Linked DNA regions of Mus musculus: region 1 is linked to region 2. Evidence: chromatin contacts called from ENCODE Hi-C or POLR2A ChIA-PET data. All regions are on one chromosome and are shown on one strand. Each heading gives the region's core, a stretch centred on a gene start or an enhancer-like site at or near the end of the contact. The rest is flanking DNA. Distances are from core to core; before and after follow the strand shown.

The links. A loop is a pair of places that touch in the nucleus more often than their neighbours do. ChIA-PET counts read pairs that join two places held with the same protein, here RNA polymerase II (POLR2A).
Region 1: a loop to region 2 is called in a map of CH12.LX, with 2.5 times the contacts of the local background. The contact joins two enhancer-like sites. A Hi-C loop is called at or near these places in 1 of 37 maps with a recorded cell type or tissue (CH12.LX). POLR2A ChIA-PET finds 5 or more read pairs at or near these places in 1 of 5 experiments (embryonic stem cell).

The regions. Positions count from the first base shown.
Region 1 is chr10:4,179,302-4,184,512 of GRCm38, forward strand. No RefSeq gene overlaps it. Among named protein-coding and RNA genes, the nearest start is that of Gm25369, 12 kb to the left of the region's middle. Within about 2 kb of position 2,735, at least 1 of the 3 ENCODE cell types and tissues checked has a DNase peak (open chromatin) inside an H3K27ac peak, as active enhancers do.
Region 2 is chr10:4,330,100-4,334,960 of GRCm38, forward strand. The region is part of intron 2 of Akap12 (A kinase (PRKA) anchor protein (gravin) 12); the gene reads left to right. Among named protein-coding and RNA genes, the nearest start is that of Gm40592, 22 kb to the left of the region's middle. Within about 2 kb of position 3,433, at least 2 of the 3 ENCODE cell types and tissues checked have a DNase peak (open chromatin) inside an H3K27ac peak, as active enhancers do.

The sequences.
Region 1 (5,211 bases), core at 1,485-3,984, 150 kb before region 2:
GATCAACCCACACATGGTACCTCAGGGACTCCTGATAAGACCGGCCAAGTGGAATCTCATCTTCATCCATATGACCCAGCCATGATGGTCTACAGGGAGAGATGTAGCTCTCAATCCAGAACATCCATTGCCAGGGAAAAACATTTTTTTGAAGATTGTTTAATAAAGACTATAACCCAAAGCAACTTGGGGAGGAAGGGTTTATTTGGCTTGCACATTCAGAGCCCAGTCCATCACTGAGGAAAGACAAGGCAGGAGCTCAAGCAGGGCAGAAATTTGGGAGTAGGAACTGAAGCAGAGACCATGGAAGAACACTGCTTCCTGGCCTGCTTGTCATGGCTTTTCTCAGTCTGCTTTCTTATACCACCCAGGACAATCTGTCCAGGCGTGGCACCGCCCACAGTGGGCTCGGCCTTCCCACATCAGTCAAGAAAATGAATGTTCCACAGATTTGCCTACTAGCCAATCTGATGGAGACAATTTCTCAGGTGAGGTTCCCACTTCCCAGATGGCCCTCACTCATGTCAGGTTGACAAAAAACTGACCATCACTAACTAAGCATCTATTATGTACCTGGCACAGCAACTCACTTAATGACAACACTTAAGAAACAGATTAGCATCATTGTCCTCTTTAAAAATATGCAAAAACTGATTGCAGGGATATTAGGTCACTTGTCTACAAGGTAGCAGAGCCAGACTTGGTGCAGGTTGCTCAGCGAGCAGAGCTAGCACACCAGTCAGTAACACTGTGCTGCTCTTGGCCTACTGTGCATCCACTTTCTGTAACTATAACAATATGCCTGAAACAATGAATTTACAGAAAGAAAGGGTTCTGTTTTTTTGCTTTGTTTCAAGCTCAGCATTTCAATGATTCCAATCCAGAAACCATTGAGCTGGTTGCTTTGGGCCAGAGAACAAAGACAAAAAGGAAGTCCAGGAACCTCAAAAACCCATCTGGGGTACACGCCACCAGTGACTCAAGGGTGTCCCACTAAGCTCTGTCTTCTCAAAATTGTACCACTTTCCATTACTAGCATCCTACAGGCCAGGGCCTTACAGACAGTCAGCATCTGAACAGCCTTGTTGTGACCATTGTTTTGCCAGCATAGGAAAAGGTCAGTCCTTAAAAGGCACTAGAGTCCTTCAATCTAGGAATGGGAACTGTCTTGGCAGCCACTGTGCATAGATGCTCATCATCTTGTTACTACATAGATGCTCATCATCTTGTTATTATAACAGATAACCTGACAAAAGCAACCCAAGGCAGAAAGGGAGGTTTATTTTGACTCTTGTTTCCATGGCACCGTCCATCATGGAGGGGAAGAAGGCAGTGAAGTATGAGACAGTTGGTGTATTAGTCAGGGTTCTCTAGAGTCACAGAACTTATGGGTCGTCTCTATATAGTAAGGGAATTTGTTATGGTGACTTAACAATCCAACTCCCCAACAATGATCAGCTGTGAATGGAAGTCCAAGGATGTAGCAGTTGCTCAGTCCCACAAGGCAAGCAGGAGGAGAAGAGAGAATCTTCCTTCTTCCAATGTCCCTATGTAGGTCTCCAGCAGAAGGTGTGGCCCAAATTAAAGCTGTGTACCTGGATCTGAGACTTGCTTTGTCCCAGATGACCTTGAACTCAGAGATCTCCTTGCCTTAGTCTCCTGGGATTCATAGCCGCTATGCCTCAAGATCTCCATGCCAAGATCCAGTTCAGACACTTGTATCTCCCAGCCTCAAGATCTGGATCACAGGTGAGCCTTCCAATTCTGGATTGTGGTAGTTCATTTAAGATATAGTCAAGTTGACAACCAGAAATAGCCATTACAATTGGGTTGCACTGGATCTGCAGGAAGTAGAAATGAGTACTAGTTAGTACTCAACTTGCTTTTTCCTTTATTGTTTAGTCTGAGACCTTCTACCCAGGGGATGGTGCCAGCCACATGTACGGTGAGTCCACCCCAATCAACCTGATCCAGGAAAGCCTGAACAGACATGCCCAAGGGTTTATTTCCTCAGACATGCTAGGTATAAAACTTCAGACAAAGGAGTCTGACTTCACCCAACCAGTCGCTCTGGAAACAAAGAGAGATTGTTGAAACTGCAGGGCCATAAGATCAAGGGGGCTTAGACTGGACCAGGGGACAGAGGTAGACATCAGGACCAGTTTGTGCCATATGCAATTGCCATATGCAATGGATGTCAACCTGTTGCCAAGGGCTCTGCCTCAGAATTGCCTAGGTTGCAAACAAAGAAACTTCTGTGCCTCAGGATAACCGATTGTTATAGAGCCAGGGAACCAGGTGGACAAGCTTGCCTGAGAGAGATGACCACACTGTGTGGGCTTTAGTGGTGGAATAGTTAGCATCCAAGAGGACTTCATCATCCCATTCTAACACATACTTTGTTCTTGCCCTTCTCTCTCCCTCCACTCCACTGCTGCCCTTCTCAAATTGCCCTTACCCTCCCCCTCCCCCCTCCCCCTCCCCTGAATGTCCTGCAGTTTAGAAAATGGAGATCATCAGAGGAGGAGCTTGAGGAAGCAAAGTGCAGAGAAGAGTGTACCCTGTTGCTCTCAGGCTACAGAGGAACTGGCCTAGCCCTGCAGGGCAGTTGGGGTCTCTGGGGCCAGATGCACAGGTGACAGCTGCTATGGAGTGAGGAGAGAGATGGAGTCAGAGCCATAGAAAAGTATCTATCTCCTTTGCAAAGGACTGTCCTCCCACCCAATGTCCCCTGCCCTGTAGAGACAGGAAGGACAACAAGGAGAGGAAGGGCCAACAGGAAGAAGGGAGGCAACAAAGGCCAGGACTCTAGCTAGGAACAGGGCTCTCGGCCATAGGACAGGAAGTAAAATACAGGAGTTTTCTATCAGGGCAGGATGTCCCCTTGCATTCCTTCAGGAAAGGGCCCCCCTGTGTCCTGTACAGGGTGAGAGATGGCATCCAGCCCCTGCCTCTGTGTGTGTGTGTGTGTGTATGTGTGTGTGTGTGTGTGTGTGTGTGTGTGTGTGTGTGTGCTTGAGCCCTAAAGGGCAAAAGAAGAGGTGTGGAGAGGGATCCAAATACATGCATTTTCAACGGTTAATTTTTCTTTTTCTCTTTCTGGAGACAGGGTTTGTGTAGCCACCACATAACTGAGGAGGCCCTGCACTCCTGATCCGCTGCCTCTACCTCAAAAGAACTAGGACTGCAGACTTGTGCCTCCATGGCCAGTTTAGGAGTTCTGTATTTAACCCTATGCTCAGTTTGAGCAAGAAAGAGGAAACTGGGTAAGTCCCCTGATAAGGAAGCAGCAGTTTGCAAAGGGTGATCTGGGAGGCCCTCCTGCGTGCTGAGGTGAACACTTGCATCATGGGAAATGGCAGTGAGCATGAGATTTATTCTCTCTCCCTCTTTCCCTCTCTCCCTCTTTTCCTTTCTCCCTCTTTTCCTCTCTTCCCTCTTTTCTTTCTCCATCTCCCTCTCCTTCTCCCTCTCCTTCTCCTTCTCCCTCTCCCTCTGTGTATGTGCATGTGCACATGTGTGAATCGAACCCAGGACCTTACACATACGAGGCAAGTGCTGTACCACTGAACTATACCCTCACACCTATCAGGCTTCTCTACTGCCCTCCAGCATTCAGACAGAAGTCTTAGTCAAACGCTAGGTGAAATCATATCCACTGGGCACTGCCTGTCCTCTTCTGCAGTCTCATGTAATGGTTGACTGCCACTTCACCCAGGAGCCCTTTAACACTGCTACAACTTCCTGAATTCAAACACCCCCTTACCCTTAACCTTACATTTATCCCTTACCTTACCCCTCCCCCTACACCTACAAATAAACCTACCCCTACTTCTACCCCAACCCTAACTCCTACCCCATCACTACCAGTACTCAAACATGGATCCCTACCAAAACAACCTGTACCCTCTGCCCCTTGTCCATACTGGCGCATACTGTCAGAGGACACCGGCAGTCTTATTTGTTCATGTTCATTTGAGTGTGTGGCTCCAATTCACTCATATCCACTTAAAGCACCTAGTCTCCTCAACAATATATAAACTGAAAACTGATGCCCTCGGGACATGTCCAGGTAGTTTTGTTCCTTCCTCGGTTGAACTGTCTTTTGTCAAATAGTATTGTCAAATGCCTCAGTGTCTGTACTGGACCACATGTGTCCCTAGCTCCATGGTCAAGTAGGATGAAAGGTATTTTATCTGATGTGAACTGGATGAAGAAGACTCTCTGTGCAGAGGACTCCGAAATGTCCTGCAGGTGTCCCACTACCATTCCCATTTTCTAGATCACTTTACTCCAGCCCCCCACCCCCGTATCCCTTTTTGTCCCAGGAGCCAGACCCTCCTGTGGCTGAAGCAGTCAGTCTCTCTAAACCCATCCTGCAAGAGACAAACAATAGCCCCTTGTGCAACTTCAGACAGTTCTTAGGTGCATTCTTTCCTCCAAATGGAAGATCTTGCTTTACATTTTCTTACTGTTACAAGTATATTTCCAGGGCTGTCAGAGAAGAGCATCAGATGCTCTTTCAGAGGACCCTGGTTTAATTCCCAGCACCTACATGGCAGCTTACAACTGTCTGTAACTCCAGTCTTGGTGGATCCGGCCTCCTCACACAGACATACACGCAGGCAAAACACCAATGTACATACATACATACATACATACATACATGCGTAATCTTTTAAAAAATCACAGTACTTTTCATTATTACTATAAATTATATATTAACTATGGAGAACCTAGAAAGGGAAGCAAATGGCCAGAAAAACTCATTCTTTTAAGTAAGAAAAGCCACCATTAACATTTCCTTTTAGACCTTTCTGTAATATACACAAAACGAGCATCTGTATGTCTTGATAAGATCACACCATGATGTATTTATATGCACGTAGCAATCTACTTGAATATAACACCTCACATCAATGGTTGCATTTCTGTGACATTATTTATTGTGTGCATGCATATATGTGTTCATGTGTGAGTGCACACGTTTGAGTGTACATGTATGCAGAAGCCAGAGGTCAACATTGGGTGTCTTCTGTAAACTCGACTTTTTATTTTTTGAGATGGACTCACTATGTAGCTCTGGCTTGCCTTGGAACCCTCCATATAGAATAGGCCGGCCTACCCAGTTGTTTGGCCAAATCCCTCTTATCTTTTGAGACAAGTTCTCTCATTAGGCCTAGAACTCACCAAAGTAACCAGCTTCGTTGG
Region 2 (4,861 bases), core at 2,183-4,682:
TTGGGGTTGAGATTTTTAAGTTTTCTTCTATGTGTATGGGTGTTTGGTCTGCATATATACCTCTGTGTGTGTGTGTGTGTGTGTGTGTGTGTGTGCGCGCGCGCGCGCGCGTGTGCACGTGTGTATACATGCGCGTGCCTGATGTCTTCAGAGGACATTTATCAGGTCCTCTGGAACTGAAGTTATAGACAGTTGTGCACAGCCTCATAGGGTGTGAGAACTGAACCTGGGTCCAGCCCCCACAAACTCCATTTTAATCACTGCTATTTCCTTACACAGAACCACTTACTACAGTGTAAGACCCACTATACTTGTTTCAGCCTGTTGTTAGTTGGTGGGCACACTAAAGTTGTTTTTAAAGACACAGCTTTACACTTTGTTCCTAACGTCAGTACGAATGGTCCAGGTTCTCCTCTGATTGTGTGTTCTCATGCTCTTGGGTGCATATTTGTTGCTGGGTCATCCGGCAGCTGTGTTAGGCTTTGGAGAAGTCCCAGGCACTTTTCACATCAGTTTCCCTTTCTACCAGCAACAGCTTCTTCATGGTTATTGTTGTCATTTGGCTATTAGCATCCTGGGGGTGTGTGAAGTGGTTTTAATTTACATATTTATAATGGATAATGATGTTGAACATCTTCTCATTGGTTTATTAACATTTATCTCAAAGATTTATTTTAATTAAACAACAACAACAACAACAACTTTTCTTTTGCCCAGCCGTGCTTTAATTCCAGCACTCAGGAGGCAAAGACATGTGGATCTCTGAGTTCAAGGCCAGCTGGTCTACAGAGCAAGTTCCAGGGCAGCTAGGGCTACACAGAAGAAACCCTGTCTCAACAAAAGAAAAGAAATGAACAAAAACCTTTTCTTCTGAGGTTTTTTGTTTGTTTGTTGTTGTTTGTTTTTTGAAACAGGGTTTCTCTGTGTAGCCCTGGCTGTCCTGGAACTCACTCTGCAGACCAGGCTGGCCTCGAACTGCCTGCCTCTGCCCCTCCAAGCACTGGGATTAAAAAAAAAAAAAAAAAAAAAAAGGTATGTGCCACCACTGCTTGTCGAGATTTTCTTGACTTTCATTTTATGTGTGTCTTTATCTTAATGTATATCTGTGGTTGCATTGCCAGAGGAGGCTCTAAGATGAGTCTGGAGTTACAGGTGGTCATGAGCCACCATCTAGGTTCTGGAATTGAACCTTGGTCCTTCCAAAGAACAGCCAGTATTCTTAACCCCTGAGCTATCTCAACAACCCCCTCTTTTCAAACTATGTGTATATTTGTGGATATGTGCATATGTAAGTGTGCGTTTCCTCCAAAGTACAGAAGAGGATATCAGATCCCCTGGAACTGGAGTTACGGTTGTTATAGTTATGGTTGTAAGCCACCTAAGATAGGTGCTGGAAGGCAGATCTCTCAGTTCGAGGCCAGCCTGGTCTACATAGTGAGTTCCAGGACAACCAGGGCTACACAGCCCTGTCTCAAAAAAACAAAATAAAAATGAAAATAAAATAAAATAAAATAAAATAAAAAAGACAGAGTTATTTTTTGACGGGCAGTGGTGGCACTTGAGAGGCAGAGGCAGGTGGATCTCTGAGTTCGAGGCCAGCCTGGTCTACAAAGTGAGTTCCAGGACAGCCAGGGCTAGACAGAGAAACCCTGTGTGTGTGGGGGGGGGGGAGCAGAGAAAAAAGATGGGTGCTGGATGCAAGAACAACATCCTCTTTTAATGACTCAGCTACCATCCCGCTAGCCCCACATTTGCATCTCTTGTCTGTTTCTTTCTTTCTTTGCTTATTTGAAATGTGGTCCAATAGTTTAGCTGGCCTGAGGGTAGCCTTGAACTCCTGATCTTCCTCTATTACCTAAGTGCTGCTATTACAGGTGTGTGCTGTTATGTGCATCTCTGTATATCTTAAAGAAGTTATATGCTGTACTCAGATTGTTTGTCCTGTTACTGTAATTTTTATTTTTTGGGAGAGACTCATGTAGCCCAGGCTGGCCTCAAAGTCATTATGTAGCTGAGGCTAGCCTTCTGTCCACAGTGATGGAATTACACAAGTACACCATTCCTGGCTGTCTGCTTTCCTTGCTGAGACTGTGTTATTACAAAGTTCTTAAGATGTCCGTAGAAATCTTTCCTTGTTAACTAGCATTTCTGGTTAGCATCTCTAGCTCTCCTTTGCTGTCTTGGGCCTCTGAACATGAACATGAACTGTAAGTAACAGTAGCTATGAGGAGCCCACCCCTGAGTTCCCAAATCACTCTTTCCAGACATTGCCCCAGGATGCTGCTTCTTTGTATTCAACATTAGGGAGTCCCTATTCTTCTCTTAGGCTAGCTCTATCCTTGTATCCCCAGGGGTTGCCACTCTCAACTAAGTATCCTAAGGCCATAATATCTGATTAGCGCCCAGTGGATTTCAGCACAACAAAAGTGGAGCATGACCTTGGCAAATATTTATTGACTAGATCATGCAGATTTAAGAAAACACCCCCTAGCAATCTTCCGCCAAGTGATGGGCATATATTCTGTCATCTTTGTTTTAGGTGGTGATGCCTGGCTCTAAAACGTCTCCTTTCACGCGAGTGGAAAGGAGTAATGTCAAGGGAACGGTGCCTGCCCTTGCAGTGACCCCTCTGTCTGACCTTTCCTTCTGCCTCTGTCCTGATTGATGGTTTTCCATTTTAAGGCCAGCCCCAGAGGAACTTGCTGATGGTCACGGCTATATATACTCCCTGTTCTTCATTACACAGGGAGGTAGTGATTCCAGATAACTGTGTGCTGGGAGGGTCAGCCTCTAGCACAGCATCCATTGTGCTGTCTTTGAGCCTTAGCTGCCTCACTTTGAACCTCATTTGAGGAGTGTATTGTCACCTGTGTTATGAAAGCAAAGATCTTGCCTTACTTAGCCTTTTCTTAAAAGAGTGTTTTGTCTGCTTTGTATCTGGTGAATTTTCCCCTTAGCTATCAAAGTGGCGTCGCTGTTGTTAGAATTTGGGGTCAGAAGGGAAGGTGTTGGTGATGCAGTTATGTAAACCCGAATCCACAGAGGAGTGGGGTGACTGCCATGTGCTGTCTACAACTGAATACTGGGAAGTGGTTCTGTATTCTTAGTTCCCTGGGCCTTCAGGGATCCTGGGACACTGTGGGGGAAGTGTCTAGTTTAATGTGGACCACTGACCCTGCATATAGGGCTTCTTATCCATGATCTACACACAGGGAATAGATGGTGGGAAGAGAGATGTCTGGGTTGTCTGAAACCCCACCTATTGGGAATGCAGAGGGCAAATGTCTGCTCCCAGATCTTAACCAACCAGGATAAGACCCATTGCCTGGCTTGCCGAGACTCAAAGCCAGGTTGGGCGTTGGCTGGGAAGCCTTTCTGGATCTTTGTAATGCTGATATGTGTAACCATTGTCTGATTGCCCAGGAGTTGTCCCTTTTTCGCTCTTTCTGGGCTGGAATGTGGTGCATTGTGCCTCCTGGTGGCAAGAAGCAGCAACCATCGTGGATGTCTGAAATCTTTCTTTCAAAAAAAATTTTTTTAATCCCCTTTTTATGTCGCTTGTCTCTGTCTACTCTTTTTCCCGCACCGATCTCCCCGCTCCAGTTCCCTAAGTAGTCATGAACAAGGCCTTCAAGTCTGACGAGAAGAGCAATAATATAACCTTTTATTTTGGGGTGGGGAGAGGTGGTTCGCTCCAACAGGCCAGTTGGACCTATCCTAACTGAAGATCCAGCTCATTTATTACTTGTGTCTTTGTAGAGAAACAATCTCAAGATTAACAGAAAAGAAATATTGGGCTGCCTGGATTTTTAATGCAGCTGTTTTATTTGCTATACGCTTGTAACAGGAGGAGAGTGTTGGTGAAGTTTCAACCCAATGTTTAGCTCATTTCTACCACGAAAAGTAGAGAGACCCAAAGGTCAGATATTTCTGCTTTTTAGAAAGTTGTCTCGGTTAAATGCTAAAGATAGTTCGCTTTGTGACAACCCTTTGCAAAAGGCCTGGGATCGCAGAGAGTTGTGGGTCTTTACGCTGACCGGAGTGTAGGAAACGGTTGGCAACATACTATGGGCTTTAAAAAGGAAATGCCGCTTTGCACCTCATCCACCTTTAAAAATGGCGTTAAAAATCGGAGAATTTAATATCTGTGCAGTTATTGCCTTTACATAATTTTAAAAGTTTGAGATGCAGGAGTCGGTGCCAGGGATGAAGTCACCGCTTGGATCAAATATTGATGCTCGGGGTCTGGCTCACCCCAGAGACTTAAAACTTTCTCCTGGGTCGCGACAGACCAGGCACAGAGACCAGCCCTGTAAAATGGGGCACGTGACTTCCCCGGGTGGTGCAGCCAAGTCCGGACAGAGGTGTGGGCTGGCTGGCTGTGGGCGGGGCCTACGGCGTGGGCGGGGCCGTCCTATAATTAGCCAGAGAAGCGCTTCTCCAGTGCGCATTGCTGCACCTCCAGGGCTGGAGAGCTTCCTTGATGCTCTGAGGACTGCATTCCTTTTCATCTCACTGGTTAGCCGGGAGTAGACAGAGGAGAAGGAGACTTCCTGCCGTAAGAGGCCGAAAACTGTAACTAAATATGCTGGGGACTATTACCATCACAGGTAAGACTGGTGACTCTTCTTCCTGCTGATGTGACTCTGGAAGAAGAGTCTCAAGAGGTGAGCCGTGTGGCTGGAATTTTATTAGCTTTCAATTATCTCTCCCTACACTTTCACCGGTGTAGGGAGAGATAATTGAATATGGAGAGCATTCCATAGCCCCTCGGAAACCAATGAACCGCACATTTTATTTTTATTTAAACCAAAATCTTCCTGGAAGCGCTCACGGGACAATGCATCTGGTTGGGAGCCTT